Regions from separate parts of the Homo sapiens genome. Here region 1 is linked to region 2. A link is a loop called in an ENCODE intact Hi-C map of the cell type or tissue named here. Cell type or tissue: mammary epithelial cell. All regions are shown on one strand. Each heading gives the region's core, and the rest is flanking DNA. Links, peaks and the distances in the headings are about the cores only.

What was found. Peaks named below come from ENCODE experiments on the same cell type or tissue, not always from the same donor. Only the 100,000 strongest peaks of a DNase experiment are listed, where the experiment ranks them.
Region 1: it touches region 2 in a loop (8-fold over the local background); 2 of 110 quality-filtered maps call a loop at or near these places.

Annotation. Positions count from the first base shown.
Region 1 is chr2:169,270,524-169,282,731 of GRCh38, forward strand. LRP2 (LDL receptor related protein 2) reads right to left here. Exons shown (of 79, transcript NM_004525.3): 11 at 9,827-9,996; 12 at 8,849-9,072; 13 at 7,222-7,428; 14 at 4,513-4,715; 15 at 2,404-2,544; 16 at 381-584. Among named protein-coding and RNA genes, the nearest start is that of LRP2, 86 kb to the right of the region's middle. In mammary epithelial cell, for the core only: a CTCF peak has its summit at 5,727 (motif pointing left); no DNase peak of the experiment used is centred there; H3K27me3 peaks cover 120 bases.
Region 2 is chr2:168,954,082-168,966,289 of GRCh38, forward strand. ABCB11 (ATP binding cassette subfamily B member 11) reads right to left here. Exons shown (of 28, transcript NM_003742.4): 18 at 10,125-10,227; 19 at 3,883-4,047. Among named protein-coding and RNA genes, the nearest start is that of G6PC2, 59 kb to the left of the region's middle. In mammary epithelial cell, for the core only: a CTCF peak has its summit at 7,745 (motif pointing right); DNase peaks (open chromatin) are centred at 7,760 and 10,580.

The DNA of each region.
Region 1 (12,208 bases), core at 1,440-9,439, 320 kb after region 2:
CATGTTCTCACTCACAGGTGGGAATTGAACAATGAGCACACATGGACACAGGATGGGGAACATCACACGCCAGGGCCTGTCGTGGGGTGGGGGGAGGGGGAGGGATAGCATTAGGAGATATACCTAACATAAATGACGAGTTAACGGGTGCAGCACACCAACATGGCACATGTATACATATGTAACAAACCTGCACGTTGTGCACATGTACCCTAGAACTTAAAGTAAAATAGTATAAATAAATAAATAAATAAATAAATAAATAAATAAGACTGCTTAAAAATTAGATACTGAGTTTTAATTATCAAGTTGTAAGTATCATTACAATAAACAGGCAAAACACGCATACACACACACACACACACACAAACCTTTCTCACCTGTGCCATCAATCTTTTGCTTAAAAATCATGTGTTTTGACATATCTGAAAAAAAGATAGTGCTGTCCTGGGCGTCAAAATCAATCCCGACAAAGAAAGAAGGATTCCCCGAAACTGGAACCATGACATCTTCCTGGGTAGACAAGGTGAACGGGATCCCACGAATAGCAACTTGGGATGAAAAAATGAGGAAATTCTGAACAGCTGTAGGAAGAATAACACAGCACAGTCAGTCACAGCATGGTTCTTTTCTCTCCTCCCAAATTCCAGATAAATGCATCCACAGAGCAAACTTTAAATTATAAAATATAATTCTGAAATAAATGTAAAAATAAATTTTTGGAAAGCATAGTTAGAAATAATACAGGGAAGAAAAAAAGATAAGCAACTATGAGGGAGATACAAGTATTAGAATCTTCCTTCTTCCTAAGAAATGTATCCTTAAAATGTATTTATATGAAAAATGATATCCATATGCTTAATTTATAAAATAGGAGATACATCTAATGTAATGACGAGTTAACGGGTGCAGCACACCAACATGGCACATGTATACATATGTAACAAACCTGCACATTGTGCACATGTACCCTAGAACTTAAAGTAAAATAGTATAAATAAATAAAATAAAAAGGACTGCTTAAAAATTAGATACTGAGTTTTAATTATCAAGTTATAAGTATCATTACAATAAACAGGCAAAACATGCACACACACACACACACACACACACACACACACACACACACACAGAAACCTTTCTCACCTGTGCCATCAATCTTTTGTTTAAAAATCATACAGAGCTGAACTCTATAGTAATTCCGTAACAATCCTCAAGTTGGTTTAACTTCTGCATAGAGATCTACACCAAGAACCTTACAGTAGATACCAAGATAATTAACAGCAATCAGAAATATAAAGATATAAAGGAGTGAAAGCAGGGAAGGAAGGGGAGGGATAAAGGAAATAGGTAAGAAGAAGTGATGTTTAACAGCAAAGAGGAGACTGTGACAGGATGCCAGGGAGTCAAGAAGATGAAGGAGGTATGCCCAAGACAAAGATAAAAATCGCAGTAACGGAATTTAAAAGCAAAATTATTAGACAACGCACTATTGATATAATAGTTAGAAATACATGTTGTTTTTAATGAGGGTGATTTTTCTGAATCTAAAACTACCTAAGAAGTTAACAAATGTGTCTGGGTTAGAATAAGATAATTTATATACGACGCTAGAAACCGCAACATCTGGAGAGCAAGAATTTGTCACAGGCACAGAAAGGAGAAATGTAGAAGTGAAAATAAGAAAAACAAATATTGTAGGAGTGCATTTCATCATTAGCTGGGGCCCAGGCGATGGCTTAAGTGTGAATAGATGTGTAGGAAACCAAAGAGGAAGAAAGGAAACCTTCAAGGTAAGAATGAAATCAGGAATATGGAGGCAGATACAAGAAAGTTTGAACTGAAAGGTGAAAAACTGTGTGAGTAACTGAGCCACCCCAATGCTCAGGAGTTTACTTTGGAATACAGAGAGAAAAAATAAGCCAGATAAGATTCAGATGTGATTACCTGGTTGAAAGGGGCATACGTGGTGGTCTAGGAGAAGTCAAAGTGGGGAGAAGTACAGTACTTCCCATCAAAGTTAAGGCTAACATCTAAAGTGGAAAAGGTATACATAGCATAGAAAAGAGCTCAAAGTTCAACCATATGGAATTTCAAGATCATAGTTAATAGGAGAAAAAGGCTTCAGGAAACAAAGGGGGAAGGGAACCCAAGAAAACCTTAGATGTGGGATTAAAGCAAAATCCCAAAAGACAGAAATTTACATTTTCAAACATAGTTCTGTGTATAGTAGAAGTGGTGCCTACCAAGGAAGATGCCCTGTGGGCTACAGAAAGCTTATTTGCAGTCAAGAAGTTAGACAGGGAGCTGGTCCAGTTCAAGAGTAGCAGTTAGTCTAGTTAGAGGTTTGGACACACATACACCTGTGTCACCTGCCAACAACGTCCAAAACAGACTTCTTACCAATGCAGTGGCGCTCATCTGTATCCAGTTGGAAGCCGAATGTGCACTTGCAACGGAAACCCAAACCATCATTATCTGTTCTGTGGCTGAGGACACAGACCTGCTCACAGCCCCCATTGTTATCTTTACACGGATTGGTAGCTGGAAGGAAAAATGCACAGGGTTAAATTGCAATTAGAAATGTGTAATTATCCAAGACATGAAGCCACTTCTAGCCCTTTTCACCTATAGGTGAAATAGAGTAATGGATTAGCAACGTGTTGAAAACATTACTACTGGTTACTACTGGATACATCCACATCTGGCTACACTAACCCTCCCAATTTCACTGCTGCTCTCCCATCCACTCTCCAACAGACGGTGGCAAAAAAAAAGAAAGGACTCCTACAACTTTCTCCCCAATAATTATGTCAGAGTATGTCTGCTATCCTCCATGATTAGAAATAATTGTCAAAAGAAAACCCACACTTCACTGCTTTTTTGCCATTTGTAGGATATAATAAATATTACTCACTGGATGCTTACTTTGTAAGTAAACCAACTTAACCAATAGCTCTAAGAGGTAAGTATTAGTCCTCCAATTTTACAGAGGAGAAACCAAGAATCTAAACAGTTAAATAACTTGCCCAACATTATTCAGCAGCTAAACAGCTTGACTAGGATTCAAAGCCAGATCTGATTCCAAAACCTTAAATGTCTGCAACACAAACCAGTTTATACTTCCAAAAGCCACTCTCAAAGTAGTGACCTTAGGAAGAGCACTGCCACAGCTAGAAATTTTATATCTGCTTTCAAAATTGTCTTTTTAGCCTTTGACTTATTCTTTAAAATATTCTCTTTATCTTCTCAGGTGGATTGATTTGGGGAAACAATAGGCAGATGTCATTCTGAGCCAAATAATGAAAATAGTAATTTGAGTGATCACATTGATCATTGATCTAATGGATCTAATGTGAGGGCAGGTGTGAGTTTAGTTGTGAATTGAGTGTAAAAACTATTCAAAACAGATATTTCCAAAAATGTTTTCAGATAAAATATCTATTTTTAGACAAGTTTATACTTTCCCAGGATGATGACATTGAAGGAGATTCATCTGAATGTGTCATTTCTAGTGGTTGGGCTTTTGTTAAGTTAACCTCATTACTTTGCAGTCTTTCTTCATCCTAAATAGATCCATCACTTAACATGAGTTTTAGAGCAAATCTGTTTTCCTCTAAATTATTGCTCACCAATATTAAGCTTTCTACCAACGTAGTGTAGTTTATGTTTCTTTTTCTTTGATCCACAAGCAAATACAGAAAAGAGCTATATACAGTCCTGATAGACTTATCAAAGCTCAAGCTATAACCTGGAAACATAAACAAAGCTTATGATAGGCCAGGTGCAGTGGCTTACACCTGTAATCCCAACACTTTGGGAAGCCGGGGCAGGAGGATCGCTTGAAGCCCGGAGTTCCAGAAAAGTCTGGCCAACATAGTGGAAATCCCATCTCAGAAAAAATAAAAAGAAAAAATCACGTGGTAAAATAACAGGAGAAGACTAAGCAGTGTCTGAATCAAAATATTTCTTTTTTTAAAATAAGTGACCAGCCAGAGAGACACCAAACCCAGTTGGCCTATGACAGATTAATCAGAACCAAAGAACAGGTGCCATACATATGCAACAGAGAAGAAGAAAAAAATGGCTCTGATGCTACCGAAAATGGACACTTAGACATGTCATTTTCTTCTATGGGACCTGTTTCCTTAACTGTAATATTAGAAGTTTGAAATAGATGTCTTTCCCAGTAGAATGAGGATAGGTATTTTGGTTTGGTTTGTGAGCTGCTATACCCCCAAGCATCTTTGCAGGTGCTAATAAACATCTGTTAAATAAATCTCTAAATTCCCTCTAGATTTGGCATTTAACTGTGAAATACATCAGTTTCTTCAGAATGCTCCTAACCTGCAGAACCAGTTTCAGAGAGTTTAACACTCTGGGTAACCCTTCATATACTTGAGAATGCCACCCAAATCACATAAGACCCCTCATTATTAACTTTCAAAGCTTTGAGAAAACCTTTCCACCAAGTCCGGTACCAAGCATGGTTACCACTGCTCTGAGGCTTACCATAGGGCTGTCTGAGGGAATGGTAAACAGTCACTCCATAGGGCCTCAGGGAAGCCTGGTAGTACACTTGTGGGTTGGTCTCTGTGAACTTGTTTGCCTTCAGCACGGCCATCTTTGTCCAATCTGTAAAGAACACCTGACCTTCAAATAAGCTTACTCCAAAGGGATGAGGAATGAGGGAGCCTCCATGAACTACAGTCTTCCTGTTATAAAAGACACATATATATCATACAATTTGTTAGTTTTGCTTTATTATAATTAAAGCTGTAGTTAGTTCAATTAAATGCCTGAAAAGCTAAATAATTTCTTGTCACAAATACGGAATAGATAGAAAAGATACATTTTAGATGTATACATATTTCCATCTACATATGATAGAAGGATTTTCATGTTGTCTCTTGGAAAAGACCCTTGAGACTTACATTCCAGTCCCAGTCAATCCTTTAGCTTGTCCTAGACTTTTTTGGAATTTACTGTTTCCCCTTTTGTTCTTCATTCCTTTTAGGTTGCCCCACATCTAAAAGGCTAAGATGTGAAATAGCATTTTGAATACCATAAGTGAAAGAGTATACCAAGACTTTGGAAGTCTGGGAAAAGATGCCTTTGCCAACTATTTCCCACTGCACCATTGAGCATTTCCTAGCAATTAGGGAGCAGGACAGTGAGTGGTAGGGTTCAAGCCCCAGCAAACGCCCACATCTGTTCCTGATGTCACTGTAAGGAAAGCAAGAAGCAATGCCACTACCACTCTTATGCATCTGCTTGATGGAACTATCAACTGATCATACTTGTAATGGAGGCCCAAAGCCACTTAACTGGGAAGAAAACAGAAGTAAAATTAGGCACTAAGCGAAGAGAGGAAATCAACAACGCCCCCCGTGACTATGTCTCCATAAACAATGATTCAGTTAGACTCATGAACAGAGTGAGGCAGAGGACGGTTGATATGGGAAAACTCTTATTTTCTTTATTTTGGCGTAATACAAAGACCTCAAAGAAAAATCTTAGCATCCCCTGAAAACTAAAAAGGACAATAGAGCTCTAAGAAAAGACTTGAAGATATTAAAGCTGGGAAACACACTAAAGGGGAGTAAACAAAGAAACCTAAGGTGGCAGGTTAGTGCACACTTTGAAACATTCTATAATGACATGGTACATTAAGATTAGAGAATAGTTTCTCTCTCAGTTAGCAAATTCCAAAACCCTGAATGCCACCTGCTGGCAAAGCGAGAGGCAATGACTTTATGATTTCAGCTGTACTTGTGAGCTTTAATATTTCTTTGATGTTTCTTCACAGCCAGCAAACCACTCAAATCTTTTTGAAATTCCATTGATTTTTATCTTTTATGCTTTACTTTTTTTTACTTCAGCAAAAGTTAGACTATATAATATAATGCTAAAACATCCCAAAGAGAAAAAATTTAAGCAATTTCACAATTATTTTATGTGACTTATTGGGTTAGCTAATTTTTTCATAAAATTTATTCATATTCTCCTTATGGAAGCCAGTTTCAGTGATAGGAAGTCACCATATTAATACACAATACTTCATTTAACCAAGCAGAGATTGTCCCAAGGATATATAATCCAATGGCAAACTGTGATATTATCCTTACAAAATGGAAATACAAGAGGAAACAAAACTATAATATTGCTTTCATTGAGAAAACAATAAAATCAAGTCATTGGGAAAAATTAAGTTAACCAGCCTATTTGCTGAATCCACAAAGAATAATATTTTGGGTCAAAATTTGAAGAACATGTTTTACCCAATTTTTGAAAATACCAAAAGGAGAGGATCTAAAATAATTTTTTTTACATTAAGTTGTAGTTAGCTCTAATCAGAGTAAAAAGATGAAAAAAAATATGCCATATTCAGCCAGGTGTAGTGGCTCACATCTGTAATCCCAATACTTTGGGAGGCTGAGGCAGGCGAATAACTTGAGGTTAGGAGTTTGGGACCAGCCTGGGAAACACGGTGAAATTTTATCTCTACTAAAAATACAAAAATTGCCAGGCATGGTGGTGTATGCTTGTAATCCTAGCTACTGGGGAGGTTGAAGCAGGAGAATCACTTGAACTTGGGAGGTGGAGTTTGCAGTGAACCGAGATTGCATCACTGCACTTCAGCCTGGGTGACAGAGTGAGACTCCATCTCAAAAAAAAAAAAAAAAAAAGAAAGCCATATTCTACATTCAAATATTGCTGTTTAAGTATCTTTGTATACCAGGTAAAAATACAATACAAAGAATTTCTCCTTGAAATTTGAAATATATAAGAGCAGAGTAAAATCCAATTAATTCCCAGTAGGCAACATCAAATACCTAATAAAACATGTATTTATTGGGGGAAGGTTAGAAAATTAAAAGGGAAAGTGATCTTGAGAAACAAAGCACAAATGAACTCAGGAGTGAATGAAAATAATGTGCATCATGTGGGACTAGGGGAAGAGTTGGAGAGGAGAAATCAAAGAACAAATGCTGGAGGTTATATTTAATGAGCGTTTACCTCTTGTGTTATGGGACACAAGAAAAGTTAACAAAATAGAGCAGGTCACTTCATGCAAATGTCAGTACAAAGGTCATTAAAGCTATCATGTCCACCAACAAAGCAATATTTTAATTCTGGTCCTTTGATATTTCTCTGCAGCCATTTTATGCACTTTCCCTGCAACTTATAAAGCCATAAGCCATAAAAAATACTTCTTACCTTTGAATTCCATCATAAGTTACAGTTTCAATGTAATCAAACCGAGAGTCAACCCAGTAAACACGCTTCGATATCATATCCAGAGTTACCCCAGCAGGCCATCCCAGCTTTGTTTTCACCAAGTCTTTACGGTTGCTGCCATCCATGAATGCCCTTTCCAGCTTAGGTTCCCCAGAAAGGCTCTCCCAATCTGAGAAAAATAAATAACTACAAAAGAAAAACAGAAGATGAAAGAATCTGGTATTTTACAAGTTAACCTGGGAATTTTTTTTAACAGTGTGTTTGGATCAATGGAAATTTTATCCAGCTGATTAGAGAACCACAGTATAAAACAACAGGGAAATTAAGTTGTTTTTTTTTTTTAAAGAGACTGTGGGGGTCAGTCAGGAGCATCAACAGTTCCAAATAGCAACTATTATGATGCACTAATATGGCAGTCTAAAAGTTCATATTCAGCCAGCCAGGCACAGTGGTTCATGCCTGTGGTCCTAGCACTTTGGGAGGCCAACATAGAAGGATTGCTTGAGGCCCATGTTTCAAGACCAGCCTGGGCAACATGGCAAGACCCCATCTCTACAAAAATTAAAAGATTAGCTGGGCATGATGGCACTTGCCCATAGTCTCAGCTACTCAGGAAGCTGAGGTGGGAGGATTGCTTGAGCCCAGAAGTTCAAGTCTGCGGCACGCTGTGATTGTGCTGCTGCACTCCAGCCTGGGCAACAGAGCAAGAACCTGTCTCAAAAAAAAAAAATTCATATTCACCTTCTGAACTTTCTCCTCTGTTTCCTTTATTTGTCCTTTGCTTCTCTTTTTTACACCCAGGAAAACTTACAAATACCTTTTAAAAGAAGCTATCAAGCCATTTTGCTCCTCAGTTTTCCATTCTGAGGCACAGAGAACATTTCCGTCATTTTCAAGGAAGGATAGCTGATATAATGAAGTAGAACTGAATAATCATCATTCACAAAGACTAAAATAGCCTAAAGCTTATCCAAGGGTCCTAAGACCCAATTGTGAAATTCTAGGAGAAAGCTAAGTCTCCTATAACACTTCTCAAATGTGAAGATTGGGAAATTTAAATTTAAACCTGAAGAAAAGCATTATCGGTGTTGCTGGATTGATTCAGACTGAACAACTTGTAATGAGATATTAGCATTGATATCTCAATCCCAGCCTGTATCAAGAAAGTTCTGAAAGGAATAGTTCCAACCTCCATCTTTAAAAATCTTTACAGCTAATTCATGTTAGAGTAATCATCTTAATAATAATGAAGCATAAGTGATGTTTAGTTGTAATAATATTATTAGATTGAGTTAGAACACAAAATCCAATCTCTTAGCTAGGAAAACGTGGCAAACACTAAGAATAAAATTCATAGCCCCAAAACAACAAGTATTTTTAGTACACCACTAGGTGTGTTTGGGTAACATGTCCTCAAATAGGATTATATTTAATAAACTCTCTTAAAGCTTCTATAAATAAGGGCACAAAATAGACATGGCTTCTAGAGTATACAGCCTAAAAGAAATCAGAATGAGCCTTTGATTAATCCAGTAGATGTTCAGTGTATAGAGGGAGAGAGAAAATTCTAAAAATACAGGAATCAATATGTTTTCACATCACTTACCCAACAGTTGGGTCCACGGCAATTCCTCTAGGATGCCCCAAGTTTTCAGTTATAAGGGTAACCCGATAGCTTCCATCCAAATTTACCATATCTATGCGGTTGACCTTGGTTTCCACTAGATAGATTTTATTATTAACCCAGTCCACAGCCAGGTTCTCTGGGGTTTCAACAGAAACATTGAGAACCTCTTGGATATTTAAACCATTAATGTCAACTGAAAAAACCTGAAAGAAAAACCAAAATTATTATATTTCTTCAGCATCACTAACTACGTGGTTTGTTTTGATTTTTTTTAGCTATAATCAAATCAGAAGTGCTAAAAATCTAAATTCTCAATTTTCAGAAATTTCATGCAAGTTATCATTTAAATAAATGAGAATCGTATTAATGGTATAATAAAATGTAAGAAGAAATAAATAAAATTCCATAACTCTTTAAGAGTTTCTGAAATTTATGTTTCAAAAATCTCCATTGCATTACTCCAAGATGAAATTAAACCCATCACACTTTCCAAATAAGACAGTGAAACAAAATTTGGGCCATTAAACAAAATACCGTCAATATTTGTTACTCGATCCCGAATTACAGTTCCATTTAGAAGATGCAGGTAAAAATCTGATTTTTATCATCCAGAAAAGCAGTGTGCTTTTTACATTTTAAATGATCAAATTTCAAAAATTACTACCAAATATCTATCCAGTTTTGAAAGAATGTCTACTATTTCTTTTAATTAGGCTCCTGGACTCCACTTCGAATAAAATTAAAAGTTGCTCAAGGCTAATCCATATAATAGACTGCTTTGTTTAATAGGTCACATGTAATAGTATAGCATGGAAAAGGTGCTGATTAACATAAAATATCTCAAGGGCCTTTTTTGTTAGAAAACAAAGGAACTTTCCCCTCTACTCCCTCTAAAAGTGAAAAGCTATCAACACTTTGTGCTCAGGGTTCCATTCAGCTACTGAAATTTCTATTTACCTTATTTTGCACGGTGTCTGTCCAAAAAACTCTTTGCAGGTGATAGTGGAAAGCCACACCCACGGCCACTCCACGATTCTGAGACTCCACTAGGATCCGGAAGCTCCTTCCATGAATATCACCAATTAACAAATCCCGACCATTGGAGAAGATAATGGAGGCCTCGCCAACTAAATGCGAAGAAGGAAGGCATCACCACTCCTTCAGATGAGCAAGGATGGTGAAGTAGCTTACAAATGATATGCTTTCTGCTTTTTCAAATGCTATCTTCTAGGTTGTCTTACCTGATTTTAACATAAACCTCTGAGGCAGACAGATAGCTAGCATTCTATCCATTTTACAGAAGGGCAAATTGAGGCACAAAAAGGCTTAATGAAGCGTCCAAAATCTCAGTAAGTTAGGAAGAATTTGGTAAGAATTCAAGCATTCTGGATGCTAGTCCAATGCACTTTCAATGACACTGAGGAGAGTATTTCTCAGATATTTTCGAGACTCCTTGATGGTATGGGCACCTTAGCCCCATGTGCAACTTTAGATTTTGTTAAACACAGAAGACATTTTAAAGATTACCAGGAAATCACTCTGAAAAAGATGGTAATGGTGGTTCCAAATCTGTTCTGTCTGTTTACTCGCAGGTATGCAAAATGATATATGAACAAGGTATTAATTGCAGTCTTATTGGCAATAGCAAAAGATAAGGAATGATATAAAAATTGATCAGTAGAGGACTAGTTAAACAAATTATGAACATAAAAGAAGGAATATTATGCCATTATAAAAAAATAATTAAGGCCAGGCGCAGTGGCTCACACCTGTAATCCCAGCACTTTGAGGGACTGAGGTAGGCAGATCACCTGAAGTCAGGAGTTCGAGATCAGCCTGGCCAACATGGGGAAACCCTGTTTCTACCAAAAATACAAAAATTAGCTGGGCATGGTGGCGGGGGCCTGTAATCTCAGCTACTCAGGAGGCTGAGGCAGGAGAATCGCTTGAACCCGAGAGGCGGAGATTGCAGTGAGGCAAGATCTTGCCATTGCACTCCAGCCTGGGCAACAAGAGCAAGACTCCATCTCAAAAATAAATAAATAAGGCCGGATGCGGTGGTTCATGCCTGTAATCCCAGCACTTTGGGAGGCCAAGGCAGGTAAATTATGAGGTCAGGAGATCAAGACCATCCTGGCTAACATGATGAAACCCCGTCTCTACTAAAAATACAAAAATTAGCTGGGTGTGGTGGCAGAAGCCTGTAGTCCCAGCTACTCGGGAGGCTGAGGCAGAGAATTGCCTGAACCCGGGAGGCGGAGGTTGCAGTGAGCCAAGATGGCGCCACTGCACTCCAGCCTGGGCAACAGAGCGAGACTCATTCTCAAAAATAAATAAATAAAAATAAATAAATAAATAAATAAAATAATTAAGAAATAACTTCATGTGCTGAAATGGAAAGCTCTGGAAAATATCTTCAGTACATTCACAAGATGCAGAACTGTGCATATAGTTTACTACCATATATAGATATGTAAATACAGTTAAATATCTATATTTGTATGTTCTTGTTTATTCATTAAAAAATCTCTAGAACTAAAATAAAGAAACGGCAATTACTCATAGGAAAGAGAAGGTGAAAACCATGCAGAGGGGAATAGTTATGGAGGAAGGCATTTCACTACATATCTTCTTATAATTTAAAATTTGTGAACATATAAATATGTTACCTATGCAAAAATAAACACATTGAATTGTTAAAAATCCGCTGAACCTAAAAGTTACTACACAGCAAATCAGGTATTTCTACACAAAAACAAGTAGAAAATGGGCCATTCTTCAGTCATGGGAGCAGTTAAGTTTCAGAAGACACCAAAGACACTTCAAAATCAAGTGTTAAATAACTATTGGAAAATAGGAGTTTATATTGAGACCTTCGTCCGGAGAAATCAACAGCGACAAAATGCTTTGGAGCCCTCATCTATTTTTTGCAGATTTTCTCCATGACTTTTCTCTACTACTCTGTACTACTCTCTACTTTTCATACTCTTACACTGATTCCAACAAATTACCCAGAGTTAGTGCATTCAAAAAATTGTTAATCCAAATTTAGCATGTCCATTTGGAAATATCCCTAAATTTTGCAAGAACACTGTGAAAATTATTTCTGTAGATAGTTGTCGCCTACTTTTGTGGTAGGTAATTAATTAAAAGTTAAATGTCCAAGCCAATCAAATGTAGGCATAGCATTTATTCCACAATTAAAGGTGGGTGACATGATAGCCTAGGCAAAGTAAACAATCAATCAATTAAAAAATATTAATAATGGTCACCATTAGTCGACAAATTGGTCCTTAATAATCAAAGTATGAAATTAATGTTGACCAATTTTTCTAGGCA
Region 2 (12,208 bases), core at 2,835-10,834:
AAATAAACTTTCTAAATTAACTGGGACCTGTCTCAGATTTTTGGGAGTCACACATTCAAGGTTAATATTGATATGTGAGGCTTTGTTCCTGTCATATTGCTGATTGTTTTCAAGTTATTTTATAAATTGTTTCCCTCTTTTTCTGTTTTTTTTGTCTTTGTAGTTTGATGAAATTCTGTTATGCCATTTTATTTTTTTCTCTTCTTCCTTGTGTGATTATTTTATATGAACTGTGAGTTTTATATTTCAATGTGTTGTTGTGATGGTGAGCAATGACCTTTTGTTTCCATGTTTAAGACCCCTTTGAGCATTTCCTGTAGGTCCAATCTAGTGGTGATAATTTTTCTAAATGTTTCCTTGTCTGGGAAGAACTTTATCTCTCCTTCACTTATGAAGCTTATTCTGGCAGGACACAAAATTCTTGGCTGACAGTTTTTTTTTTCCTTTCAGCACTTTGAAAATGCCATCTCTTTCTCTTCTGGCCTGTAAGGTTTCTGCTGAAAAGTCTGCTATTAGTCTGATGGGGTTTCCTTTATAGATGAGTAGATGCTTTACTCTTGCTAATTTAAAAATTCTTTCTTTTACTTTGACTTTAGACATTCTGAACATAATATATAATGGTGAATTCCTTTTTGTAATGTGTTTGCCTGGGGAATCACTGGACTTCTGAACTGGTTGTCTAACAGTCTTGACAGACTTGGGAGGTTGTTATTGATGATTTTTTAAAATATGTTTTCTAAACCTTTTGATCTCTCTTCCCTTTCAGGATACTGATAATTCATAAGTTCAGTTGCTTTATTTAGTCCATGTTCAGTCCCTTTACTTAGTCCTAGACATCTCAAAGGCTTTGTTCATTCTTTTTATTCTTTTTTCCTTATTTTTGTCTGACTGGATTATTTCAAAAGACATGTGTTCAAGTTCTGAAATTCTTATCTCTGCTTGGTCTAGTATATGATTTAAGCTTTAAAGTGTATGTTGTATTTCCTTCAATGAATTTTTGAGTTCCAGAATTTCTGCTTATTTTTTTAAAATGCTATTTATCTCCTTGGTAAATTTCTCATTCATATCCTGAATTGATTTCTGATTTCTTTGTATTGGTTTTCAGATTTCTCTTGCATTTTACTATCTTTAAAAATCAATATTTTAAATTATTTACCCGGCATTTCAAGAAATTCTTTTTCATTGGTATCTCTATTAAACTGTTCTCACACTGCTATTCCTGACACTGGGTAATTTATGAAGAAAAGAGGTTTAATTGACTCACAGTTCCACATGGCTGAGGAGATCTCAAAAAACTTACAATCACGGTGGAAAGAACAGAGGAAGCAAGCAGATCTTCATATGACCAAAGCAGGAGGAAGAAAGAGTGAAGGGGGAAGCGCTACACACTTTTATCAGATTTTGTGAGAACTTACTCACTATTATGAGAACAGCAAGGGGGAAATCTCCTCCCATGATCTAGTCACCTTCCACCAGTTCCCTTCTTCAACATGTGGGGATTACAGTTTGACACGAGATTTGGGTGGGGACACAGAGCCAAACCATATCATTCCGCCCCTGACCCCTCCAAAAACTCATGTCCTTCTTACATTTCAAAACACAGTCATGCCTTCTCAACAGTCCCCTAAGTCTTAACTCATTTAAGCATTAACTCAAAAGTCTAAGTCCAAAGTCTCATATGAGACAAGGCAAGTCCCTTACAACTATGAGCCTGTAAAATCAAAAATAAGTTTGTTACTTCCCAGATAAAATGGGGGTACAAGCATTGGGTAAATCCTTCTGTTCTAAAAGGGAGAAATTGGCCAAAACAAAGGTGCTCCAGGCCACATGCAGGTCCAAAACCCAGCATGGCAGTCGTTAAATCTTAAAGCTCCAAAATAATCTTTTTTGACACCTTGTCTCACATCCAGGCCACACTGATGCTGAGATTGAGTAATTTATGAAGAAAAAAGGTTTAATTGGTTCACAGTTCCACATGGCTGAGGAGGTCTCAGGAAACTTACAATCATGGCAGAAGGTGAAGGGGAAGCAAGGCATGTCTTCACATGGCCAAACCAGGAGGAAGAGAGAGCGAAAGGGGAAGACTACAAAGTTTTAAACAACCAGATCTCGTGAGAACTCACTCACTATCACAAGAATAGCAAGGGGGAAATCCACCCACCCATGATCCAATTACCTCCCACCAGGTTCTTCCTTCAACATGTGGGGATTACAATTTGGCATGAGATTTGGGTGGGGACACAAAGCCACACCATTATTGGTTGCTGGACACTTGTTGTGGTCCTTTGGTGGTGTCATATTTCCATGCTTTTTCATGTTTCCTATGTTCTTCCATTGATATCTGTATATCTGATGTATCAGTTGCTTGTTCCAATTTTTGAATTTGCTTTTGTAGGGGAGATTTTTAAAAAATACTTTGGCTTTGATTTTGGGTTCATGCAGTAGTGTGATCTTTGTATGATACTACTCTGAGTCTGTTCATGACTCAGTCTCAACAGTAGACCACAACAGCATGGCAGGGATCCTCCCGGGGGTGATGGGATTATCTAGTCTCCCCTCTCTCTCCTTGAAGCAGTGCAGAGGCAGTGCATGTTTGTATATTCCTGGTATCTAGGCCCTCAAAATGATGCCTGACAGAGGCTGCTCCAGGATTGGATGCCTGTGTGATTCTGTGTGGGTTTCCCTTTTGGAGTAACATCTCCGTGGAATCTTTAGGCAGCTCTTCATGTCAGGGAAAAGGCCCTAGTGGGTCAAGGATTTACCCCATAGCCAAGATTGTGAAAGCCCATTTTGGAGCCCTGGATGTTTCTCTCTTACTGTTTGCCCATATCCAAAAGCCTCTTGTGGCTCTCAGGCAGTCCCCAACTGGGTAAGCTGCCTTAGATCCTCTCCTTTCTTATTTCTGGTGCTTCCCATCCCTTGTTTGATGAATCCTAATGTTCTAGCCCAGATAATCTGTTCCAAATGTAAGTATCTACCTACTATTCTGATTCCTCTTCATGGAGAAGGCACATACTACCTGCATCTAGTCAGCTGTCTTTCAGTACTGTTTCCATGATCAAATTTTGATAACTAATCTTGCAATGACAAGATTTTACTAGAACCTGGCTCTACAGTTACACTGGCTGGATTTGAATCCCAACTCCACCACTTGCTAGCCTAAGCTCTCTGTGCCTTGGTTTGCTCCTTTGTAAAATAGAAATAACAAGAATACCTACCTTAGACGGTTGTTAGTAAACTTAAATGAACTATTGTACATAAAATGCTTAGATATTGCCTGATACATGTTCATAGTTATTATGATGATTACAGCAATCAAGTCAGATAGAGAACATAAGAAATTCTAGGAAGTGAAAAATTGGAATAAGCTTAGTTTTCAATCATGCCTTATTTTACTTCTGTCTTTCTTTTTCTGCTTCCTATCCACATTACTATTTCAATAGTGCAATCCGTGGAGAATTATACATCAAACACTAACACCTGCTATATAAGTCAAACTTTGTACCTCTGCTGTTCAGCAAGATCAAAATTTCCCTAAAAGCCTTTTGTATTATTCAGTGAATCCACTTTGCATTTTGATTAGGTTTGATATACATTACTAGAAAAATTGCCCACTTCTAACACAAAATTTTCAGTGACAGTACCATTTTCTTTTTTATAGGTACAATGACTGTCTGAGTGCCCTGCGAGCCCAAATGAGAGTTCTCAGCTTTGCCTTCTTACCCTCTGTGTGATGGAGGCTTAGGAAATTTTTCATTCTTTAGAGATGAGAAAAATGAACTAACAGAAAAGAGCTAAATACATGAAAACAAAGAGCGGACTTATCAAAATAATAAAATAAAAGGTATGAGAAGAAGAAAGCTAGTCCAGCTGTGTACTTACCCCAAGAATCTGGCTGAATAAAAAGGCATACAAGGGTGTGACTGTCCCGTTCACAGCTGCACCCACAGACCCTACCAGCATGTAGGGCCATTCTGGAGCACTGAATTTCAGAATCCTCCTAACTGGGGCAGGTTCAACTTCTTCCTGCACAGGAATGTCCTTGTCCTTGAGCAGAGAGAGGGTTATATTAATCATCTAAATGTACTCAAGACATTTTGCAGCAGATCCTTTGGCATTCACAGATTTAAGAGTCATAGTTTGATTAGTTATGAGTGACCTCAAATGTCTATGGGATATGGTTGTTTGTTATTTTTTGAGGAATCGTTTTGAACAAAACTATTGCTGTGGCTTGAATAAAAACTGAACTGAGGGAATACGCATTTGAAGGTGAGCTTATAGTTCTTATTTCATGATTACATGTGTATTAACTCTCAGAGAGTAATAAATATGTTGGATCTTGGAGAAAAATAACTCCCATTAAAAAAAGAAAACCTTTGCTACGGTTGTATTTATACCGGTGAGGACTGGTGAAATTTTCAATTTTTTAAAATAAATGTCAAGGTTCTATAATATAGTAACTGGCTAAAGCTGTAAGGTAGGCCAGTATATATGAAATAAGACAAAATAATTTTTAAAATACATTAAGTGGTGTCAACAGTTATCATTGAGATGTTTTCAGTAAGGTTTTCCTTAATCAGTACCCAGAGGTAAGTAGTACTGCATTTGGATTTCTAAATTGCACATTTTCATCACACAGAGTGGACATTAATCAGCATTTCTCTTTAGTTGCCATTAAGTCAGAGCTAGCAGTTTTTTATCTTCTCAAAGGCAAATATTATACATGGACCTCCGTTGTCTTTTTTGGCCATCGTTTTTCCTTGCTATGGATACTACTCAAGTTTGGTCTTAAGCGTAATTAATTCATTAATTTGTTAAATTTATTACCCACTTTGAGAAAGGATTTTAGGTAGCTTATATAGATTTGTATTGATTTTTAAAAGCTTTTCTATTGACATTTACCAAAAATATATACAGCAAATCGACTATAAAGCTTAATTAGTGCTCTCTTTCATTAACACAGTAATTTATCTTTTAGGGAGCAGGATGGCAGGGATAGACAACAGCAAGGATCTTCAAAAATTTTCCCTTTGCTTACAAAGTCAAAGACCACATTCATTTTAAATGAAAGTCTGTGTCATGTCCATTTCATTACAGTTGCAAGTCAAATAAAATGAGGGAAGGCAACTTGGACTGGTGATGAATTTGGTACTACCTCCACTTCAAGTTCTCTCTTGGCCTGCTCTCACCATTTGTACTTTGTCATTACTGCTCACTCATGCAGCAGGTCCTTCTGTTCAATTATTTCACCTGTGACAGCTTACTAGCTCTAGGCAACCTATGCCAGAAAGGAATAAGGGTACCTGGGAAAGCATGAGTGTAATAGGCATAGAAAAAATGGAGCTCTTGGAAAAGCCCAACGTGGCCACCCGTAAAGTGTATTACTAAGTGCTCTAGCTCTCTGGACCTCAGTTATTTCATCCTTAAAACGAGAGACTTGGACTAAGTAATTCTGGGGAAACAATCTCTCTGAGTCTCCCATGTTTATGCACATCTTGTGAACAGAGGCATTGATTACCTTCATTCGGGTTATTTTTTCAAGGGTATTTGTATAGCAAACAGTTTTGGAGGACAAAGAAGATGTCTTCATCCCAAGTGAAGTGCAAACCTTACTGCCCCCATCTGCCCATTATGAAAGAGTCAGGCTCCTCAAGCCCAGGTTTCCTCTCGTTTAAAACACCCACTTCATTTGTTGGTATCATCTGGCCCTCTTTGCATTGCCTTGTGGGAACTGGGGGTTGGGTTGGGGAGCCAGTGCAAATGCTGAACACTGGCTACTGCTATTGCTATGAATAATAAAGTCCTTTGTCTCTGGTTCAGGGTACTCGTGTGACAGAGCAAGACTGCATCTCCAAAAAAAAAAAAAAAAAAAAAAAAACCCGAATATGAACACTGTGATTCAGGATGCTCATGTATTCTGCCAGCATCATGAAATTGTGTGAGACTAACTGAATGCTTGCAATAGAGCAAAATATTTCACCCCTTCTCTGTTCTAGAGAGTGGTTGGTATCCAGATCTGGATGCTCTCAGATTCATGTGGGTTGATGATTAAAAAACCAGATTCCTGTATCCTGTCACGAGAATTCCAATTTAGTAGGCCTAACTGTGAATCTCTGTCTTAAAAAATACTCATCAGGTAATTCTGGTAACCAAAGTTCAGTATGTGAGAACTCCAAGGCTCCTCTCACCACTAAATGGCTAGGATTCTATAATGTATGTTTTAGATGTGTCAGCTGTGCTGTACGTACCATCAAAGGGTAGGCTTTGGAACTTGTGAAGACTATTAGCACTCACTAAATTCTGCCAGCTTCCTTGTGACATTAAATACCAGCATTTTCTGGAACGATTGCCCCACAGGATGGTCCACCCACAGCCTGACATGATAGAAATTTTCCCAACCTTCTGATACCTGAAGTTATCCTTAACTCTAAACAACAACACTTAGGACATTTCAAAGCGATACAAAGTAATTCTTGTCTAGTGGTTTTCATTCCAAGAGACACTAACAAGAAATACGAATTAATTAAAATAATTTTCTTTGGTTCCTCTATACTAAAAGTTTGACTTTAAAGTTTGACCCCCCCGAAAAAATGCAACTGTCCAGCTTGAATGATGCAAAAACTAGAAAATCTGTCCCTAAATATTGGACTTTTTATTGCATTTTATTTGATATCTCCACTAAAAGAACAGGAGAGGAATAAAAGAAAACAATACAAAAAATAATTAAAGTCATTCTGTAAAGAAATATTTTTCTCTCTGATTTTGCAAAATTAAACATAAAGAGAAGATTATAAATTAACAACAAATCTCACAGACAGGTAAAATTATAAAATTTATATGTGTTTCCTTGTACTTCTATTGTAGCACTGGCAGGTTGCACAGCACTTTTAAAAAAAATCATATGTAAAGAAATGCCTGTCAGCAGCTCCATAGTAGGGAGAGTAACAATAGCTCTTGTTCATTTTTGCATCCCCAGTGTGATACCTGGCACTTCACAGTGTACAATCGATGTTTATGGGATAAAAGAATGAATGAAACTTTTATGTCCATGCTGCATACATGCAACAAGAGATTTATTTAAAATTGCTCATCTACTATGATGCATTCATAGTTCAATGCTAGACACTGGGCTTTTCTGTTTCCTTTCTTACATCTTCTGTGTAGGCCAGAGGAAAAATAACCTCCGACTTAAATCTTAGGTCTTGCTTTCTATACTTTGTTACACTAATTTCTGCCTTCCATTCAGTAGAGGTTCCCTGCCCTAATAATAACTTTAAGATTTGATGATAAAAAGTGGTAACTATGACAAAGGAGCAGAGATTTTTCAAATGAACTAATACTGATAGCCATTTTTATGGGTCCCATCTCTGTCTTATCTTAACCAATGCCTAAATCCTATCACATAAGTTATCTGTGATGCAGTTATGGGTGTCTAATATTTGATCCTGACTTGATCTCATACATGTTCTGCCTTGTGTTTTAGTTTCACCAAAAGAGATTGCCTAAATATTAGAGACTAAAACCTTTAGCCTGTGGGTTTCCCTAATCCTAAACTTAATGTTGTCAACATTGTAACTAACATCTGACCCCGTTTACAGGAGCTAAGAGTACTGCTTGGAGAGCAAGGATAAATGGGTATAGTCTCATCTCTGTCACCAACTAACCATGAGACCTTGGGTGAAAGCACAGACTTCTCAGGAAATGGTTCTAAGTTTTAGAGTCAATACTCCACAAGACCACAAGGTGGCGATAACTCCTTTGTGTGAATCGACCTTTAGCACCGTAAGAGAGTATTTCCCAATCTACAGAAAGTAAGGTTAGGCCTTTTCCATCAACATGAGAAAAAGAAAGGATTTCACCAATGCTTGGGCTTGTGGAATTTAGTTAAGTATTAAAATACTTTAAAATACCAAAACAGAGCAACATTTTACCATATAATGTTACTTGAGATTAGAAATTTCATAAGTCAAATTTTATTAACCCTTTTCCATTATTTTCTTTTCAAAAATCATTAATTTTTTAAACCTAAAGGACTAACAAAATTATCGTACAAACCAGTGGTATTATTATGAGACCTTTTCCCCTTGGAGCTTTAGTATAATCACATTGGCTCTCCTATCATTTTTTCTCTCTTCTTCCTTTCTATCTCCCTTAACTAGAGAGAACGTAAAGTCACATCTTTTAAAACGTATGCTGGCCTACATATAACTGAGTTTAATTGTTCTATTCTAAATGTATAATGCTGACTAGTAGAACATAATATGAAACATTTTAATCTCTGTAAAACTAGACCGTATATTAGATTTAGATTTCCTTTTAGTTAAATGGTTCCCTCCTGAATTGTTCCTGCATCAAGAGAACTCTATGGGAATCTGATCTCCAGATGTCCAGGGAATCTGATGGTCCCCTACACCTACGCTAGGTCCTCTACCAGCTTGAACAACAACAATGAAAAAGTCAGATTTTCCTTCCCTCCCTCCCTTCTTTCCATCCTTTCTTACTTTTACTTTTATTGTCAAATATCTACCCAGAAACTAGAAAAAATTAAAATGCAAAAATTAAATATGATTGGTATTGTTATGGTTCAATAGAAATGTCAATGTAGTGTTTGGTTCTTTCTCCCCTGAAGCTCTATTAAACTCCTGCTCTTATATAATACATCTTATAGTTATCTGGGACAGCACCATGGACTCAATGAAATAGCTATTTCTAGAACTAGAAGAGAGGTTGAGTCTTTAGTGGCAGGATGCAGTAAGAAACTATGCTTGCTAAATGTGTTTTCTCTCACTGTGATTCATCCTGCTGCTCCTGAGAAAAAGTCTTCCATGGAATTTATTTAAAGCCTGTGTTAGAAATTGAGACCTCTGTTTATTCAGTATTAATACATTAAAAACAAAAGAGAACCCAATCACTCCCTTGTCATTTTCATACGGTCATAAAGAGTACTCTACTTTATTCCAAATTTGTCCATTATGAATCAATGTTTGTAATTACTGCCTAGTGGATTCACGTGTTGGAATTTTATTTAAGACAATTTGAAATTATATCATGCATAATGGATGTGCTTGTAATTTAAAAATTCTCTGACTTATTTGCTTTGATAAATCTTGCAGTTGGGGTTTTATTTTATTGTAGAAATTCATGTTTTCATTCTAATTTTTAAAATCTCCTGATGCCTTACTAAGTGCAAGGCACTGGGTTAGGTAACCAAGTTGATTCAAACACAAATAAGGTGTATCACTAACTTTCAGAGGCTTATAATTTAGAAAGGGGATAAGTCAACATGACTTTGATTAAGGCTCAATAAGAAAATTGCCATGAAAATTTTCTAACGAAGGGTGGTAGGGGAATGAACGTAAAAGTATCAGGGCTGACATGTAACGTGCAGTAATGAGGAAAGGCTTGGAGGAGAATGGGTGGTCTGTTTATGTGAAAATTAGACAATGTCTACAACAGCAGGACACCTGCATCCTTAGGAAGAAATTGTGTATTGCTATACATGTTGTTTGCTTTCCTAGCTCTTTAATTTTATGCTACCTTGAATTATGTTAAAATTGATAGTATTATTTTAAATGTATCTTAAAACCATTATAAAAATTGTATGAAATCAACAAATGTCTGTGAAACCTAATTGGCCTCCATTAATTCAAATATTTTGATAACTTGTAATAAGGGCTAGCCTATTCAAACACTTTTGTTGATCAAGGTATTTTTGCCAAAATTATTGTAATTTAAGAAAGAAATTTTAAAATTTGAGAAAAAAGCTTTCAGGTATTCTTAACAACTTTTATAAAAGGATTTCTACATATGAGCAAATAATCTGCTAAATATCTAGAATTCACACATTCTGTGTTTGTTAGAATAGTTTGTCTAAGACAATTAACCCTCCGAAGTCCAGTTTTCATTACCTTGTATTCTTAAAAATAATCAATTAACTAATCTGCATTAAAAATATTGTGTAAAACTTAGAGTTTTCATTAGGTCTTAATGCTCTGTCTTTTAGTCTGACTTGAAACACTGCTAGATATATACCTAGAAAACTCATATTCTCAGGCTTAAAGGGTACCCAACAGTCCCCAGGAGAGACTTCTTCCATTCCCCCCCATAAGCAGTTGGTGCCTGACCTTTCTATCTTCTTCATAGGTAGACTTATGATCTACAACAGCTAATGGAGGTTCGTGCACCAGGTAAGAAAGCTGAGACTTGGAGCGTTGCCGGATGGAAGCCCTGTAAATAAACAGAAAGATGAAACAGTGTAGACTGTGGCCAGATTGGAGCAGGATCAACTGGTGTCCAAGTTTACATTTCATATGTCAAATAAATAGAAATGTTTGGTAGGTCACATGGTAACCAGGAAAGGGAGCTTGCAGGTTAGGTTTGACAGAGCTAATCTTAGGGCAGAGCTAATCAGGTTGATTGCTCTGGGCCCTAAACTCTTGCAAGTGTTGGACCCAGATTCAGAGTGTAGTCAGGGAGGGAGAAAGAGAAAGGGAGCAAAGCTGTCCTACCAGTTCATCAAAAAACCACCTAAGGCTCAAATACTTTCCAAACCCACATGGTTCTGCTAATTGCTGCCTTGGCAACAGTCTATTTCCTTTACTTTCCTTCTGGCTTAGATTGTGGTCTTGATATCTTTCTCTCATACCTGATGTGTTCACTTTAGCATGGTTACAAATGATATGAGGAAATAGGGCCTCTGATGAGATTTTCTCCAGGCTATATACTACCCTGCATTCAGACATGCATGAATGAGTATCTTGTTGAAATATAATTTAGCTCAATGTGTTCATTCATTTATTCATTAATTCAACAGAAGCTTATTGGGCATCTACAACTTACAAACCAATGCCAGGTGATGTTGGGGACACAAAGACTAGCCAATAACAGATTTCTCCTTCAAAAAATTTAAACCTTATAGAAGAGGCCTGTACCACACCCTAAGGTAAAGAAGAATGTGGTAAGTGCTATTAGGCAGGTTTGAATAAAGAGTATGGAAAGTCAAAGGAAAAAGAAATGTATGGCAGGTGTTACCAAGGCAAGATTCATGGATGAGATGGCTAAGGTAGGATATGGGGATTTGTAGACTATAGAAAAGAGCATTTCTGACTGAGAGAATGTATAAACATAAGCATGGAGACAGGGGAGGACAGGGTTGCTTGCTGAATATACTGAGTACATGACAAGCATGGGAAGTGATTGGTTCAGACTCCACCCTCCTCTTCCCTCCCCCAGACTCCTGGGAAGGAGGCCCCCATTCTCCTCTAGGTTAATCTTAAAGTATTTAGTGCTGGGAGCTGTTGACAATTATGTTGAGACCTTCAAAAAAAGAAGCTTTCTGAAAAATGAAGCCAACAGTGAAATAGTAGAGCTGAGAAAGGAAGAGAGAGAAACTATTTTCTAGCTTGGACATATCACTGAAGCTCTAGCCTTGCCTGAAGCCAAAGCATCTTTGGAATATTTAGTTATATGAGCTGATTCTGTCTCTCTAAAGGTAAATCCAAGTTGGGTTAGGTTTTCAGTCATTTGTAAACAGTCTTAATGGTTAAGAGGCAATGCTGAAGACTGTGTTTTAGAAAGAATCACCTGAAGTAAATGGTGTAAAGAGAGAGATGTGAGTGATGAGGAGACCTGCATCAACTGTTTTAGTGCCATCTAGATGAATCCATTCACATATCTTTCTCTACCATTTTGCATCCAAGTGAAATTTCACCAAAACAAATATCAAGGTGGTGCCTGCCTACTATATGCTCATCTAGCCTTCCAGAGAAGGCAGTAATGTATCAACTGAGTTGCTCCAATTTGTTCCCATTTTCTGTTAATGGCACTTCCATCCTCTTAGTCACCCAGGTTCAACACCATGCAGTTTCCTCAAGCCCTCCCTCTTCCTTGCTCTTGCACATTCAGACTCTTGCCAAGACTCATTATGACCAGGCATTAAACCACTCCTCAACGCTACTCCCTGCCACCAAACTTCTGGGACACCTCCAGAGACTCCCTCCCACCTAGCCTGAAACTACACAGCAATGAAGTCATTTCTCCCAGTTAGGTAACAGAGGTCAGGATGTCTTCTCCAGAAGGTGTGCAGAATAGGCTTGTGTCAGCTGGTGAGAACAAGGTGCTTGATAGGAGGAGACTTAAGGTCAAGGACCTAAAAAGCAAATGCAGAGCAATGGATGCCAAGGTAGGAGTTTGTGGAGCAGGAGAGGCC